Linked DNA regions of Homo sapiens: region 1 is linked to region 2. Evidence: read pairs that join two places in POLR2A ChIA-PET (ENCODE). Cell type or tissue: HepG2. All regions are shown on one strand. Each heading gives the region's core, and the rest is flanking DNA. Links, peaks and the distances in the headings are about the cores only.

Region 1 (9,076 bases), core at 665-8,664, 270 kb after region 2:
TTATTTTGATTTCATACATTGGATGAAATAAATGTATCACTATTAATTTAACTTCTATTTGAAGCACCTGAGGACACCGATATAAGGTCGGCATCATTAAACTGTTTGGCTAATGCAGCCAACACCTTAATAGCTACAACTTCACTTTTTGTATGTGCACAAGGAAAGTTGGAATAAAAATTGAGCAAAATGAATTTAGAAGAACAGTCATTTGATCTAGATGAGAATCACGTTGAATAGAGTTATATGTAAACCTGTGGTCCTTAAGCACATTCTTAAAATAACTACTGCCTTATGAGGTAGATGCTGATGCTTCCTCAACAGACCATTGCCTTCTGGGTTTTGTGTGGTCAGTTATATCACTGTGGCCCTCACAGTGGTAAACATCAATAGACATTTTGTGCAAGTTACATGTACATCACCAAATTTAGTACCTGCTTTTTTTTAGAGATGGAGTCTTGCTCTGTTGCCCAGGCTGGAGTGCAGTGGTGCAATCATAGCTTACTGCAGCCTCAAACTCCTGAGTGCAAGCGAAACTCCAGCTTCAACTTCCCAAAGTGCTGGGATTACAGGCATGAGCCACCATGCCCGCCAGTACCTAAATTTTCAGTAAACATGTACTTTCATTTATTTGAGCTCATTACTGCTAAGAAGGTTTATAACAAAATAAAAAAGCATTATCAATCAATACATAGTTGTATATTTACACCATGCGTAAATTATACAACCACTGTTGTGAGAATTTTCAGACTGCTCTCTATATCTTCTGTGGCTGGTATGCTCAGCCTCTATTTCCTATGTCTATACAGGTACACCTTACCTATAATTGCCCACATTTCCCATTGACCCTGCTAACTGGCGACCTGATGGCTTCTTTTCTTTTCTTTTCTTTTTTTAACTTTAAGTTCTGGGATACATGTGCTGAACGTGCAGGTTTGTTACATAGGTATACATGTGCCATGGTGGTTTGTTGCACTTATCAACCCATCATCTAGGTTTTAAGTCCCGCATGCATTAGGTATTTGTCCTAATGCTCTCCCTCCCCTTTCCCCCCAACCCCTCAACAGGCCCCGGTGTGTGATGTTCCCCTCCCTGTGTCCATGTGTTCTCATTGTTCAACTCATACTTATGAGTGAGAACATGCGGTGCTTGGTTTTCTGTTCCTGTGTTAGTTTGCTGAGGATGATGGCTTCCAGCTTCATCCATGTCCCTGCAAAGGACATGATGTTATTCTTGTTTATGGCTGCATAGTATTCCATGGTGTATATGTGCCACATTTTCTTTATCCAGTCTATCATTGATGGGCATTTGGGTTGGTTCCAAGTCTGACCTGATGGCTTCTGAAACACACATGGAACTCACAGGCCAAAGAACCACTGGCCAGTACTCCAAGTGGCAGGCAGCTGAACAGTGTCAGATACTTCCTCCACCACTACATGAGATCTGAGGTTGTTATCAGTCCCTAACTGCTGATGTCTGGGCATATTTCCTTTTATCAATGAGTTCCTCCGCCTGCTTTCCTTGATGGGGAGGTTAGTTATGTTATTTCTGGAAAGGGTAAGGAAAAGAGAGATTATCAGTGGTTGTTTTTCAGATTTAATCAGGTGAGAGCCAAAATGAGAACTCTGTAGAAACTGGAAGTTCAAAGTGGAGATCTACTAAACTCAAACCAAATTATTTTAGTGGAACTATTGAGAGTAATATTTAGTTCAAAAATGAAAAACATGTGAGACAAATGCTAAATTGGATGAGATGTGGGACAATGGATATAAACTGAGACTGTCCCAGGCAAAATGAGAATGTAGAGTCATCCTGGTTATACTACTTCTCACTAGATTATCATTTCTTTTTGTTTGTTTGTTTGTTTGAGAAAAGGTCGTACTCTGTCACTCTGGCTTGAATGCAGTGGTGCAACCACGGCTCACTGCAGCCTCAACTTCCCAGGCTCAAGCCATCCTCTAACCTCAGCCTCCCCAGTAGCCGGGACTATAGATAGGCACATGCTACCATGCCTGGCTAGTTTTTATTTTATTTTTTGTAGAGATGGGGTCTCATTGTATGGTCTCGAAATCCTGGGCCCAAGTGATCCTCCCACCTCGGCTTCCCAAAGTACTGAGATTACAGGTGTGAGCTGCCAGGCCCAGCCTATTATTTCTTAAACTGAGTCCCATTTAATAACTCCACGTGGTCTTAACCAACATCCTAGAATAGTAATATCATGATGATGATGATGTGGATGATGAACTTTTGACCCAGTTGATTACACATCCTCCTTAAAATGTTCTTCCCTCTTTTCGCTTCTGGGGGGGTTTCATCCTTACTCTGATGTTCCTCCTCCTCTACCCAAGTCTAACTGTTAGGAGTGCTTCAAGGCTTGGGTCCCAGGCCTGCCTCCCTTCTCTTCCTGCACTCACTCTTTTCTCTGTGGCAGCTGCTCTTACCGCACATGTACAGTTGTCTGGTACACAGACATTTCATCTCACTTTTCCTACTATCCTGTGTCAAGAGATGGCTGCTAGTCCTCTTCCTTACATGTTGAGATATAGTTGCAATTCACTGTTCGGGACATTCAACGGTTTGCCATGTGTTACTATACTGTTGGTTTGCCCCCGTTGTGGCGGACACAGGGAATATGCCATTCTGATCCCCCTGCAAAAAAGGACTTGCTGCTCAGCTGTGAAGAGTATGCTCAGAATCAGGCCGGGTGCGGTGGCTCATGCCTGTAATCCCAGCACTTTGGGAGGCCGAGGCGGGCGGAACAAAAGGTCAGGAGTTCAAGACCAGCCTGGCCAATATGGTGAACCCGTCTCTACTAAAAATACAAAAACTAGCTGAGTGTGGTAGCATGCGCCTGTAGCCCCAGCTACTCGGGAGGCTGAGGCAGAAGAATCACTTGAACCCAGAAGGTGGAGGTTGCAGTGAGCCAAGATCATGCCACTGCACTCCAGCCTGGGCAACAGAGCAAGACTCCGTCTCGAAAAATGAAAATGAAAAAGAATTAGCTGTCAGCGACTGCAGGGTCTGCCTCCACTTCAGGTCATGAGGTCATGCTCTCTCCAGGGCAGCCTGCGTCCAGTGATAGAGAGAGGGGGATGAAGGCCCAGCCTTATCAGCCCATTGTGGGACACTGATGGCAATAGTCACTCCAGACATTCCTGTGGGGTTGGTCAAGGCTGTGTTGGGCTGGCATCACCGTTGTTGGGATGCATCCTGCCTCCCACCCCTTCCTTTCACAGGTATTGATTTCTAAATACACATCTTTCACTTCAAATTCTACCTCAGCCTATTTTGGCAAAACCCAACCTGTGACACCCCACTTCCTTCCCTTATAGCAACTACCACGGAAGTGCACAAAGTCCAGGGCAACACGTCGGTGCAAGCTTAGATGCCTTCCTGCAGCTCAGTGCCAGCTGAGCCAACTCAGGTCTCCCACACTAGCCTGCACTTGGCAATGACGCTTCTCCCATCCAACCCCGTAGCCACAGGAAAGGCCACATGTGTTGACTTGGGAAATGTGAAGCAGGGAAAACTTCATGATGTAGGCTGCATCTGAGCTGAATGCTTCAAAGTAAGGGAGAGGGAAGGGGGAAGAAAATGAATACCGACTAGCCTTATGTCTCAGGCTCTCTGCTAGGAACTCTACTTGCTTTTGTTCATTAATGCTCTGCTCACAATAATACTATCAGGTAGGTGGTTCGATCACCAATGAGAATAAAAAAAAAATAAGTGCCATTGGTGGTGATTACACCACTGATGATAATGACAAAATAGAAATAAATACCATTGATTACACAGTAGTATGTATCAGGTAGCGTTCTGGGCCTTCACATTCATTATTATCTCATTTAATCATTAAAAGTCCTCCAGGCCTGGGAAACTTTCTATTTTTTTTTTTTTTTTTTTTGAGACGGAGTTTCACTCTTGTTGCCAAGGCTGGAGTGCAATGGTGTGATCTTGGCTCACTGCAACCTCTGCCTCCCAGGTTCAAGTGATTCTCCTGCCTCAGCCTCCTGAGTAGCTGGGATGACAGGCATGCACCACCATGCCTGGCTACTTTGTGTATTATTAGTAGAGACGAGGTTTCACCATGTTGGCCAGGCTGGTCTCGAACTCCTGACCTCAGGTGATCCATCTGCCTCGGCCTCCCAAAGTGCTGAGATTACAGGCATGAGCCACCACACTCAGCTGAAACTTTCAGATTTTAAGGACACTCACCGACCTCCTATTCTCTTACCTTCTAGTAGCAGGGCTGACGGATTTCACTTAGGATCGACTTTTGTGAGAATCATTCTCCCAGTAATTCCACACAAATTTATTATGAGACAGCAGCCCATATTTGAGGCCCACGTAGAGTTGAGGTTCCCCCCAAATTACTCTCCTTCTACTCCTCCCTTGCTGACCCTGATTCACTCAGGAACTCTGTGAGAAAGCCGAGGCTCAGAGAAAGTGAGGAATTCAACTTAGCTCACACAGCTGGTATATGGCAGTTTCCGTTCAGACCGACGTTGGCCTGACCCCTTAGCCAGGGTTCCTGACCCCTGTGCCGGGCTATCTCCTACGGGGCTATGATCACTTGTTTTCTTTCTTTTTTTCTTTTCTTTTTTGAAGAATAGTGGCTTTGTGTTTTCTTCGGTGTCAGGGCAATAGTAAATCAAATATTAACTAAACATCCTCAGGAAAACTTTGCAAGTAAAACCACGTGCCTATATTTACAGAAATTAAAGGCTTTAAAATAAATGGCAGTTAAATTACGAAATTGGGCAATAGATGTGATTTTTTTTCTCTACTCGGTGATGTAGATAAAAGAAACACATTTTGTATTTTTATCAGTTACTTAATCTTAGTTATCATGTATTAATCTTCTGAATGTGCTTCTTTTAAACAACTTTATTGAGGCATCAGTGACATATAATAAACTACATATATTTAAAGTGTACTATTTATTTGTTTTTAGGAAACTTCGCTAGCAGAAATAAAGTGTCCAATTAATTAAATTTTGACAAGTGCACATGTGAAACAATTGTGTTTATGCCAATCAAAGTCATTTATAGCTACAGCGGCACCCACAGACATGCCAACCCAGGACAGGTACTAAGCCTAGTGGCTTTGGTGCAGGTTCATGCTCGCATAAAGGCCACCAGATGAGTAGGTTCGCTGAAGAAAGACTTCAAAGCACCTACTGCCAGCTACTGCCAGCGAAGTCCGAAGCGCCACCTTTAGACATAAAAGGGCAGCACTTCATCGTTCTTTTCGCGCAGAGGCCACAATTAACTGGCAAGGATTGCAAGCTACTCCTGGCGCCAAAGCCAAGAATAGAGCTGTATCCAACTGTAAAAACAAACTGCATTTAAAGCTGAGGCCTCCAGGGGGAGAAAGGTCCTGGAGGAATGCCTAGAAAGCTGCCAAGCCGCCGGAGTCACTAGCTCAAAGTACAATAGTGGCTTTGCTGAACAAGGTCGCCTTGACCGCTGGCAGCGAGTGCGGCCTTTCACAGCTGCAGCCGGCCCCCAAAACGTACCAAACGCAAGAGACACAAAAGGCCAATGTTTCGCCCTGATCGCTGTGTTCCTGGTCCGCAACCCAGACCCACGTGCCTGAAGGCGCGCCAGCCGGGCCCAGTTGCCCCTCCTTCCGCCACCTTCTCAGTGCTCCGCCCAGTAGGGAAACCGAAGGATTGATTAAAACCGACCCTCCTCTTCCCTTTAACAAGACCAAAAGTGGGTGGAGAGGGAAGGGAAGTCTAAACGCGTCTGATTAGTTTCGTTTTTATTAAAATCTTCACGTGATTGCCGTACTCTTGACTCAGCGATTTCTCCAAACGGCCTCCTTGAATTTATTGGTTTGTCATCACCGCCTTCATCTTTTCTTGTACAGTCCTACCTACCAGTTTTGAACATTTAAACGGAATTCCTCCATTCAATACAAAGAACAAATACATTTTAAACCTTTAAAAATGAAGATCAAGATTTGATTTCTAAAAATTCAATTTAGTCAATTCATTTAGCCAAATTCATTTCAAGCCCACAAATGACAAGATATGGGTTTTAAATAACCACTTGACATGAGGCTCCTCCCTCATTTCCCACAGAAGGAACTGCCACACATTTTCTTAAAAGGACCATCAGTTTTTCTCACTCTTCTACCTTGGTTCCCGAGCAGTGGGACCACAGGTATGCACCAACACGTCCAGCTATTTTGTGCATTTTTTTTGTAGAGACGGGGTTTTGCTATGTTTCCCACACTGGTCTTGAACTCCTGGGTTCATGCGATCCTACTGCCTTGGCCTCCCAAAGTGCTGGGATTGCAGGCGTGAGCCACCGCGCCTAGCTACTTAGCAATTTTCATTCCACAACATATTGTAATGAACTGTAGTTACCATGTTGTATAATAGATCTTATAGATTCGTTCTTAAGCAAATGAGTGATTAGATTAAAAACTTGATAAACAGTTGTCCTGGAATTTTTTCTCCCTCAATAGTGACAACTCAATAGTCACCTCAATAGTGACAATTCTGGAAAGTTTTGTGCAAATCAAATTTTAAAAAATCAAACCTGGATTTTGTTTTTAAAGTTTACTTTAATCTTTTTTAAAATTTTATTTTATTTTGTTTCGAGACAGAGTCTCACTCAGTCACCCAGGTTGGAGTGCAGTGGTGCGATCTCGGCTCACTGCAACCTCTGCCTCCTGGGTTCGAGCGATTCTCCTGCCTCAGCCTCCGGAGTAGCTGGGATTACAGGTGCACCACCACACCTGGTTATTTTCAGTAGAGATGGGTTTTCACCATGTTGGCCAGGCTGGTCTCCAACTCCTGACCTCAAATGATCTTCCCCACCTTGGCCTCCAAAGTGCTGGGATTACAGGCATGAGCTACCGGGCCTGGCCATATATTAATCTTTACAATAAAAATAATACACTCCCATTATAGAAAATGTAGACAGACAATTCAAAAGAATAAAAGGAAATTATTTACAATCTTTACACTCAGAAACAATCTGTTAATAATTTGGTGTCTTTCCTTCCAGTATTCTTATTATGGATTTTGTTTGTTTTTCCTTTTTTTAATAGCCCAATATACCAATTTAAGGTATATAATATTATGGATTTTTAAAAATAATTGTAATTATACAATTTTGTTTTCAACTTTCTCCCCCATTACAATATTAGCATTTTCCCATTTTATTAAGAACATAACTTTTAATGACTGTTTACTAGTCCATTGTATGAATTGAACGTTGATCATTTAATCTCAGTTTCTCCATTGTAGGACATATGGGTTCAATTTTTTATTCAATTGAACGAACTATTTAAAATAACTGTCTGGACGCAGTGGCTCACGCCTGTAATCCCAGCACTTTGGGAGGCCGAGGCGGGTGGATCATTTGAGGTCAGGAGTTCAAAATCAGCCTAACCAACATGGTGAAACCCCATCTCTACTAAAAGTACAAAAAAATTAGCCAGGCGTGGTGGCACATGCCTGTAGTCCCAGCTACTCAGGAGGCTGAGGCAGGAGAATCGCTTGAACCTGGGAGGCAGAGGTTGCAGTGAGCTGAGATTGCGCCACTGCACTCCAGCCTGGGTGGCAGATTGAGACTCTGTCTCAGAAAAAACAAAACAAAACAACAACAACAACAACAACAACAACAAAAACATGTAGTAAATTCTTTATATGAAGTGAGGCATCCTTTGAAATGTGAAAAGCTGCTCCCAGATCCAGTCTATTTTTATAAGTTTGAGTTCTCATTTATTGGAATTGGTTTAAGGCAAAAACACACCTGAACTTTTTTTTTCTTTTTTAAGTTTTAGAGTTGTTTGAGGTTTTCCTACACGTTTATGTTGTAAAAATAAAAATCTCAAATTATTGTTCTAAGAATCATTTGTGTTTTTCTGAAGCGTTCCAACATCATATATATTGGTAAGTACCTAGATTTAGTGAAAAGAGTGATTTTACCCCCTTCCTACTTATTCCTCCCCACTGAAGAGAGAAGAGAAACTTGGAAAGAATGGGTGCCAGTAGAATAGCAATTACGGTTGGGGCACCAGGCGTGGGGTGGGGAGGAAAGGGACTGAGTGAGCATCAGGGGAGTTGAGGCAAGTCAAAGGCAGTATACCTGCCTCCAAATGTTTGCAGCCTAGCCAGCCAAAATGAAATCAAATAGGTGTATAATATTTGGAGAGGCAGATTCTAAGTCACAAAATGTCTTATTCTCTTATAGCCCTACTCCAGGATCTGGCCTAGTAATAGGCACCACGAAGACAATAAATTCATTAATTTGACAGCAGTATTTACTGAGTATCTACTATGTACCAGGCACTGTTCTTAGTGCTAAGGGATATATCAGTGAACAGAAAACACACCAATCCCCTCACTTTGTGGCATTAATATTTTAATGGGAGAAGACAGATAGTAAGTGCACGACATTAGTAATTAAATTCTATTTTGTGTTAGAAAGAGATAAGTGCTATGAAAAAATGGACAGGAAAAGGGAGTTTGAAAGTGTGTTGGTGGGGTGACATGGGTGGAAGGGGGGTCTCAGTGTTAAATAGCGTAGTCAGGATAGGCTTCATTGAGAAAGTGACAGTTAAGCAAAGACTTCAAGGAAATGAGAGAGTTACCCATCGGGATACCTGAGAGAAGAAAGTCCCAGGCAGAGCAGCCAGTGTCAAGTCCCCGGAAGTGGGAGTGTACCTGAAGAACAGCCAGAAAGCCAACGTGGATGGAGAGGAGCCAAGCTGATTGATTAAAGGAATAAATGGCTAGACACGTGATCACAAAGCAAAATGTTGGAAGTATGAAAAAAAAATCCTACCTGTACCATACATTAAAGGGATGAGGGCTGGGTGTGGTGGCTCATGCCTGTAATCCCAACAATATTGGAAGGCCGAGGTGGGCAGATCACTTGAAGTCCAGGGCTCGAGACCAGCCTGGCCAACATGGTGAAACCCTATCTCTACTAAAAATATGCAAATTAGCTGGATGTGGTGGCGTGCGCCTGTAAGCCCAGCTACTTAGGAGGCTGAGGCAGGAGAATCGCTTGAAGCCAGGAGGTGGAGGTTGTAGTGAGCCAAGATCGCACCA
Region 2 (9,076 bases), core at 459-8,458:
TTAGCATTAGATTATGTTACTAAATGTGACTGAAAAAAATGAAACGAGACTGCACTTATTTAAAACAGTCTGGATTTCAGATTTACAGCTAATTCCGATTGATTTCCTTGCACCCTGTCCCCCACCAAAAATAAAAACTGGGCATACCAAATTAAGGAGCTTCGATGCTTAAAGTAACATCATAACACTGTTATCAGTTAACTAAACACTGCTCTTCTGCAGTCCATTAGAAGAACCTAGTAACAAGAAAACAGGTTGATATTAAAACTTTTACTTTAAAAAGTAATAACAGTAAATGGACCCCATTCCCAAGGCTGCCATCACATAGCCCAGGCTCCTGACCCTCTCTCTCTGCCTCCATTTCTAACCTAGAACAGTCTTCCAAGATGGCTAGCAGGATAATGCTAAAGCCCTGTCTGAAGTCCAGAAATTAAACACAATAGAGTCCATGATGAGCAAGACACTGATCACTGAGGTTGCGTCTCAGCATCAGACAGACTAGCTTGGGCATTTATCAGCTAAGACACCTCAGGTGAGCGGTTTAATTTCTCCAAGCCTCGGTTTCCTCAACTTTAAAATGGGAATAAAGAAAACATCTACATCATCAGTTGTTACAGGGATTGCATAAGGTTCTGTGTGTAAAACACCTAGCACAGTGCCTGGCACATTACATGCACACAGTAAACACTTTGATTGTCACACTCAGAAACAAGAGCTAATTTAAAGAAAAGAGGGAAAAAAACAAAGGTGAGAAGTGGGTTACCTTTCAATTAACTAAAATGTTACATTGCCCAGACTCCCATTCCCTGAGGGATCCCATTAAATTCACATTTATGGTATTGATTTTTTTCCAGGACAACAACCATTTTACACATTAAACATCTCTACCTCCTGCTATTTTATAGGTGGCTACTATAATAAGATCTCCACTCACATCAATTCAGAAGTCTATCTTTTTCCTCTGTCAAAAGCAGGAAATAAAGCTGGATAAGAGACCTAGGTCACTATGGGGGATGGAAATGTATCTAAGAATCCCCAAAGAATAGGTCAGGAGGGGGATCTGAAGTGGAATAAGAGGCTTAAGAGGAAGAAATTCAAATTGCTATGGCAGGTTTGTTTGGCTCTTGATCCAGAGAAGCCACATCTGCAAATGTTACACACACTGTCACGTGTTAGTTACTTCCCTTTTTCAAAAGGCACAAAGTCCTAGGTCACAAACCACCCCACCCCTCCCCCTAACCCAACAAGGTGAGAGAACAGGAGAGTTCAAGAACACTCAAACAAATAATACTTCCCCAACCCCTGACATAGCCTCCCTTTTTCCATGCTTGCTACTCTATAATTTATCCTCCCCACAACAGCCAGTGTGATCCCTTTTAATTCAGATCACACCACTCCTCTGCTTAAACCCATCCAATGTCTTTTTGTCTCACTCAAATTAAAAGTCCTAATCCTTACAATGGCCTACAAGGCCCTAAGCAACTTGCTAATCTGGTGTCACTAACCCCATGAACTCTCTAACCTCATCTTCTACCTCTCTTCCCCTCACTCACTTCCCTCCAGCCACACTAGACTTCTTTTCCTAGAACACACCAAACGCACTCCTGAATCAAGATCTTTGTTCTGGCTGTGACCTCTGCCAAGAATCTCTTTCTCCAGATTTTTGCATGGCTGACACCAGAAACCTTTTACAGGTTTTCCTCATTGTCCCTTTCTCTGTGAAACTTTCTTTGACCACCCTAATTCAAATTCGATCACACATCACTTCTGGCATTCTCAATCTCCCTTCCTTACTTTCTTTTTCTTCATTGTACTTATCGTCATTTAACATAACACATATCTTATTACCTTATTGTCTGTCTTTCCCATTAAAACATCGTACTCCATGATGGTAGGGATATTTGTCTCTTTTGTTCATGGATGTATTCCCAGGGCGTATAACAATGCCTGGTACATGATAAGCACTCACTATTTGTGGAATAAGTGAATTCACCTAGTTTAAAGTAACGGCCTTACCCTTACGGCATAATGTTTAGAAAAAAAAAATGTGTGTGTGTGTCTTTTTTTAAATAAAGAAGTGGCCTTCAACCCTGACTATACATTAGAATCATCTGGGCAGAGGGCTTTTTAAATCTATTCATACCAGATAATTCAGAATCTCCAAGAGTAGGACCCAGGAATCTTTCTTCGAAGCTATATAGGTAATCCTAAGGTATAGCCAGCGTTAACTCCTGGTTTAAAAAGTCAAATAGCTCTTCTTAATAACAGCCATCTCTGGGATTACCCTTCTTAGCTCAATAATTATTTGTTAAATGAAAGAATCTAGGTGAAATTAGGTTCCAACCATCATCAAGGGGAAAAAACCAAAAGGGACAGCTAGCGGTGTTGTGAGGCAGTATTCAGTGTGCTATGATTAAGAGGTAAGACAGAGAGGCAGTGTCTACAAATAGCAGTGCTTTCCTGGGGCCGACTTAGGTCCAGGAGCTGGCTTTCCATTTTAGAGGTGAAAAACCGTATTTTGCCAGCCCACACAGGTGCGAGGTGGGATCTTCTTGACGACTCCCATTCACCAAACTTACAAGAGATTGATAACACTGCATAATTATGCAACTGCATGACTAACTCATTGGTGCTCTAGCCCTGACACAGAGAAGAACCGTACAGAGACAGTACACTGGATGCAAAGGTTTTAATTTAGGGAGAGGGAGGTGGGAAGTTAGGAGAAGATCATCTGAAAAGGGCACTGCTCAGGTAGGCACTTCTCAGGTGTGCCATCCATGTGGTAAACATCTTTAGCCACTGTATGGAGCCTCTGCTTTGCCTATGTTTTTAACAGGGTTTTAAACAAGTGTTTAGACGTGCCAAACACCTGCTGGTGAAAGGAAAATGCGGGGGCGGCGGGGGGTGGTGTGCTTCAAGTGGAGAAAGATAAATTTGCATTTCCTACTCAAAAGGAGAAACAAAAATAATGCATAATGGGAGAAGAAATTTAATAACTACCATTTCTAATTGGGAACATGTTATCTCATTTAATCCTCCCCACAGCACTGTGAGGGAGGTACTATGGTTATTCCATTCTATAAGGAAGAATCTAAAGCTCAGAGAGGTTAAATAGCTTGCCAAAGATCACAGAGTTGATAAGTAGTAGAAGCAGGGTTGGAACTCTCCAAGTCCCATGCTTTAACTTAGTTGTCCTCAAACTTTCCAGTACATTAGAGTCACCTGGGGGCTTATTTGAATTGCTGACTGCTGGGACCTACTCTCACCGTCCTCCCGCAGCCCCCCGCCCCACCAAATTCTGATTTTGAGGGTGTGAGGAGGGCCCAATAATCTAATGTTACAAGCCCCACGCCTCCCCTGCCCTGGTACTTATGGTGCAAGTGGTTCTTTGTGGGGATTCACAGCTCTTCTCTTTATGTGATGCCGGTGGACAAGAAAGCTGCCTCCTCCCTCTTCACAGCACATCCAAACTCGACTTTAAAAGAAGCTTAAACCATGATTCTCTTGTGTTCTTTGATCATCTTCCACTTCCTGGAATTGCTTGATGAGTTCAAAGGCCCTTCACAGTGAGCTCAGATCAGGACAAAGTGCACACATGTCTCTTAGTGAAGCATCTATCCCAGCTGGCTCACATCCCAAGAGAAGCGAATGAGCTCTTCCCCTACACGAGGCCCCAAAATTAGAGAGCGGTGATGAGCAGCTCTGTTGCAGATCATACCCCTGGATACCTTCAAGAAAAAAAGCATCTGTTTGGCCTTGAATTAAGTTATTTGGTCTCTGATTGTTGCTCTGCACCTCTCCCTGCACAAAACCCCGGAGAAAGGGAAGCAAACATTGGCTCCCAGAGAACTGTGAGTAGTAAACGCAAAAGCCTTCCCAGCTGCAAGCTGGGCCCCACTGCAGCTGTGAGGGGTGGAGGGTAGGGGGGTATCATTTTCTTAGCCTCAGTGAAATCACCTGCATTTGAATTTAATTCTACTTTGGCCCTTCCTCAACTCCCTGTTCTAACCCTAAGCTTCTCAGAAAGCCAGCACACACACCCCCTCACCTTGCCTTCAGCTTCTCCCTCACCCCATTCCCTCTGGCCAGGTTTCTGGAGATAACTGAGTAAGATCCTCCATAGCTTGGTGGCTGTTAGGGTCTTGGTCAAGCATTTCATTAAAGAAATGGCTTAATCAAGGAAGCCCACCATTCCACTCCTTCAGAAAAGACGAAACCATTCAATTCATGTAGCAGAAATAGCATCGAGGATTCAAAACTTCACTCTGTCACTCTGTGTAAAAGTTACCTTAATCTTTCTGAGACATGTGTATAAAATAGTAATAACACCTATTATGTTCAAGTGTGATAAGATTATATTTTTAAAGTGAATATTAAAGTGGCATATAGGGATTCTAATAATAATAGCAACAATAAATAGCTAACATTTCTTGAATATTTATTTCATGCCAAGCACTGTTCTAATCACTACATTTGAATTCATTTGTAAATTACAACCATCTGAAATAAGTACTTGTATTATGCCCATTTTACAGACAAGGAAACAGGTTCAGAGGGGTGGAACAAAGTGCCCGTGGTCACAAAACGAGTTCAAATCAAAGCTGAAATTCAAACCTAGTTCTGTGACTCCAACACCTGCTGCTGATGCTATGGTCATTGCCTTTGTTGTTTACTAAGAGCCTGCTGTGTGAAAGTTATGAGTGCCACAGACAGTAATAACACATGGGCTTATCCACAATAAGTTTGCAGTCTAGACCAGATATGGAGATAAGGCCTCTGCATTAAAGAGAGGCTAATACAAGTGCCCACTGAGTAGCTCAGAAGTTCAGGGAGGAGGCAGGAAGTCCATGGAGAGGTTAGAAATTACATACCCTTGGCTCATTTAATACCTTCTGTCTTCAATAGACTTACCTTCAGTTCCTGGGCCCTTCAATGGACCATGGACTTTAGAGTTATATTGCATGGGTTCTGGTCCCAGCTATAGGTGGGTTAAGTCATCTAGCCCCTGTGAGCTTTATTTTCCTTATCTGTCAAGTGAGGACAATAATAATACTTCCCCCTCCAGTGTTCCCGTGAAGACTACTTGAGCAAACACGTGTAAATGATACAGCACATGTTCAGCACTCAATAACATGGGAGAATTTATGATTATCTTTTTTTTTACTGCTCCTGTGGAAAGTGGGACCCCCATCATATTTTCTGTGTGCGCTCAGATTCAGATTTAGAAGGTAGTAATTCCCACCCCCACTGGCCAAATGGAAGGAAGGAAAAAGGAGAAGAGGGAGGGTGGGTTCTTGGGTGTGCACGGGCAACTCAGCAGGGGCTTGGGATGATAGAGCAGGTGGGAGGGTGGACCGGAGCCCAAGCATGGTTGGGGGATTGATGGATGTATGGGCAGTTTGAAAAAAAGGGAGACAGGCATGAGCAGGGTGGAAGAGAAACTAGTATATATGAAGCCCTTTTTTGTGTCAAGCACTGGGCTGGGTGCTTTCACCCATTCAACAAGTATTTTATTATTTATGCCTAAAATGTGCCAGGCCCTGAATTTGGCACTGATGATCCAGTCATAAGCAGGACAGAGAGATATGAAAGATATCCCTGCATTGCATTCCATTTCATGGAAGACAGACAATGAGAGAGATAAATGAGTGAAATGTTGAGTATATTCAATAGTGGTAAGTGCTGTGAAGTAAAATAAAGCAATAAAGTAGTATTTTCAGAGAATGCTGGAGGTGTGACCTCTATTTTAAGTAGGATGGTCAGGGAATGTGTCACTGAAAAAGTGACATTTGAGCACATAACTCACTTAATAGCTACTATATCAAGTAGATACTGTCATCCCCATTTTCTGCATGAAGTAATTAAGTGGGGTAAGTGGGGTAGGATATTGGGAGACACTCCTCCCTGGATCTCTTATGCTCCTATACTTCTTGTTGGGCATGCCAAGAATGCAAGGCCCTGGCAACTCTTTTCCAGGGACATTTCTCAGGGTTATATTAATAGTGGCAGTGAGAAATTTTCAGGGGTGAGGTAACATGGCCTCTGGGACAAAGAGTGGGAATCCTTACCGCTTGCTACAAAACTCTGGGCTCCCCAAGCTTAGTGTCATTGTCCCACAGCTGTGATGTAAACCGACTGCATATAAAGCATGAATTTGGGTCCCTCTGTGTCATCCCTATGGGACTTGGGGACAAGGGCAAGTGACACAAACTTGCTGATGCTCATGTTGTTTAATGTGTTGTGAGTAATACAGTCTGTCTCTGATCCAGAAGTCTTGTATTTTCTTCCAGCAATCATAAAACAGTAACAAGCTAAATTATTTGATTGTAAGTGGGGTAAAATCAAATCCAAAACCTGACAGAAATACAAGCTACTGAGAATCTGTGATGTGCCACACACCCACTTTTACACATTGCACATATATAGCGAACAAAATAGACAAAAGTCCTCTTTTATAGAGTGCACACTCTATGGGAGTGAACAGACAAGGGTACAAATAAATAAGACGATTAGAGATTGTGATCAGCACTGTGAAGGAAATAAGCAGGGGTAAACGACCGTCAATATCCTCATCTGTAAAATGGGGCCAATATTAATACCTACCTCTCAGGATTGTTGTGAGTGCCCAGCTCATGGAAAGTCTTCAACAAATATGGGCTTTTGTTATTATTTCTTTTTTCCTTCTCCCATGGAAATGAGGAAAGAAAATAGCTTCCTGCTCTACTTTGTAAGGGCTAAGGGTGGGGAGAGAGCTGCAGGAGAAAAGAGGCTATTGCCATCTGAGGAATTTTTTGCTGATCAATATCTAGGAACCAAGAATTTGAAATATTACAAACAAAAAAGAATTGGAATTATAATTATAGCCCTTGGAATTACAGCCCAACTCAATGATTTGGTGCACTCCTTTCACACAAAGGTATGCACTGAAACCACAGCCTCTGCTGAATGATTCTGGCCCCAGGAGCTCCCCTTCTCCTCTTCCCTTCTCCCAGTTGCTGCCCAGGGTCTATCTTGTCCAGGGCCAGCCAGGCAGGGCTGGGCTGTTGAGTTCTGTCAGTGCAGGATGTACAGAACCCTTGCAGACCCCTCTTCCTTCCCCTCCCACTTCTACCACCGAAACGCAGCTGCTTCCTCTCTGCCCCAGTGCTGATCCTGACAGCAGTGTCTCCAGCTAACTTCCCCCTCTTCAACCTCTCCCCAGCACCTGTGTCAACATGAAGCTCACTGACAGACCCCATTCCAGTCTAGATGCAGCAGACAGTAACAAATGGTGGTTGCCGTCATGTGAAGGGCTGGAGTCCTATTTTTCTTTCTGAGCCATCATACGAGAAACTATTTCAAGGACCCATTTTGTACCTTGAACACATCCCTCTCCTTCAATAACTCAGCCAGACATCGCCCTAATAGCTCTGTCTCCCTAAAGAACAAATAGCTAGCCTCCCATTTTTCTAACCCATTTGCTGCTGCAGTCCGTGTATGTTCAAGTGATGGTTGTTGATCAAGGGGCTAATTCACAATAATGATGGGACCTCATGTCTTTGTTGCAGGGTTTTCTCCCATGTATCATATTTTAAAAGCCTTTCTGAGAATTTTGGATTTTGTTTTTGGGTTTTTTAATTCTTTAATATATTTTTTTAAATTTTTATTTCAATAGCTTTTGGGCTGCAAGTGGCTTTTGGTTACATAGATGAATTATGTAGTGGTGAATTCTGAGATTTTAGTCCACCCATCACCCGAGTAGTGTACATTGTACCTAATGTGTAGTTTTTTATCCCTGCCCCCCCTCCCAGCCTCCCCCTTCAGAGTCTCTAAAGTCCATTATATCACTCTGTATGCTTTTGTGTACTCATAGCTTAGCTCCCACTTATAAATGAGAACATGTAGTTTTTGGTTTTCCACTCCTATGTTACTTCACTCAGAATAATGGCCTCCAGCTTCATCCAAGTTGCTGCAAAAGATTGTTTCATTCCTTTTAATGGCTGAGTAACATTTCATGGTGTATATATGTATATACCACATTTTTTTTATCCACTCATTGGTCGATGGACACTTAAGTTGGTTCCACATCTTTGCAATCGTGAACTATGCTGGTATAAACCTATGTGTACAAGTGTCTTTTTCATGTAGTGACTTATTTTCCTTTGGGTAGATATCCAGTAGTAAGATTGCTGGATCGAATGGTAGATCTACTTTTAGCTCTTTAAGGAATCTCCATACCGTTTTCCATAGAGGTTGTACTAATTTATATTCCCACCAGCAGTGTAGAAGCATTCCTTTTTCCCCACATCCATGCCAACATCTATTGGTTTTTGACTTTTTAATAATTGCCATTCTTGCAGGAGTACAGTGGTATCTCATTGTGGTTTTAATTTACATTTCCCTGATGATCAGTGATTTTGAGCCATTTTTGTTTGTTTGGTTTTGGTTTTTGTTTTGTTGTGGGCTTTTTTTTTTTTTTTTTTTTTGAGACAGAGTCTCGTTCTATCACCCAGGTTGGAGTGCAGTGGCTCCATCTCATCTCACAGCAACCTCTGCATCCTGGGTTCCAGCAATTCTCGTGCCTCAGCCTCCTGAGTAGCTGAGACTACAGGCATGCCCGGCTAATTTTTGTATTTTTAGGACAGATGGGGTTTTGCCATGCTGGCCAGGCTGGTCTTGAACTTCTGGCCTCAAGTAATCCACCCGCCTCGGCCTCCCAAAGTGCTAGGATTACAGGTGTAAGCCACCACGCCTGGCCTATTTGTATATCTTCTTTTGAGAAATGCCTACTCATGTCACTTGCCCACCTTTTAATGAGATTTTTTTTCTTGCTGATTTGTTTGAGTTTCTTGTAGGTTCCAGATACTAGTCCTTTTTCAGATATGTAGTTTGCAAAGATTTTCTCCCATTCTGTGGGTTGTCTGTTTACTCTGCTGATTATTTCTTGTGCTGTGCAGAAGCTTTTCAGTTTAATTAGGTTCCAATTATTTATTTTTGTTTTTGTTGCATTTGCTTTTGGGGTCTTGGTCATGAATTCTTTGCCTAGGCCAATGTCTACAAGGGTTTTTTCGATGTTATCTTCTGAAAGTTTTATAGT

What was found. Peaks named below come from ENCODE experiments on the same cell type or tissue, not always from the same donor. Only the 100,000 strongest peaks of a DNase experiment are listed, where the experiment ranks them.
Region 1: POLR2A ChIA-PET joins it to region 2 with 13 read pairs; 5 of 35 experiments call an interaction of 5 or more read pairs at or near these places.

The regions. Positions count from the first base shown.
Region 1 is chrX:120,482,477-120,491,552 of GRCh38, reverse strand. No RefSeq gene overlaps it. Among named protein-coding and RNA genes, the nearest start is that of LAMP2, 18 kb to the right of the region's middle. In HepG2, for the core only: a CTCF peak has its summit at 5,361 (motif pointing right); DNase peaks (open chromatin) are centred at 4,562 and 5,352.
Region 2 is chrX:120,747,414-120,756,489 of GRCh38, reverse strand. No RefSeq gene overlaps it. Among named protein-coding and RNA genes, the nearest start is that of C1GALT1C1, 120 kb to the right of the region's middle. RefSeq lists enhancers at 1,321-1,400, 7,151-7,260. In HepG2, for the core only: no CTCF peak of the experiment used is centred there; DNase peaks (open chromatin) are centred at 1,199 and 3,549; H3K4me3 peaks cover 1,397 bases.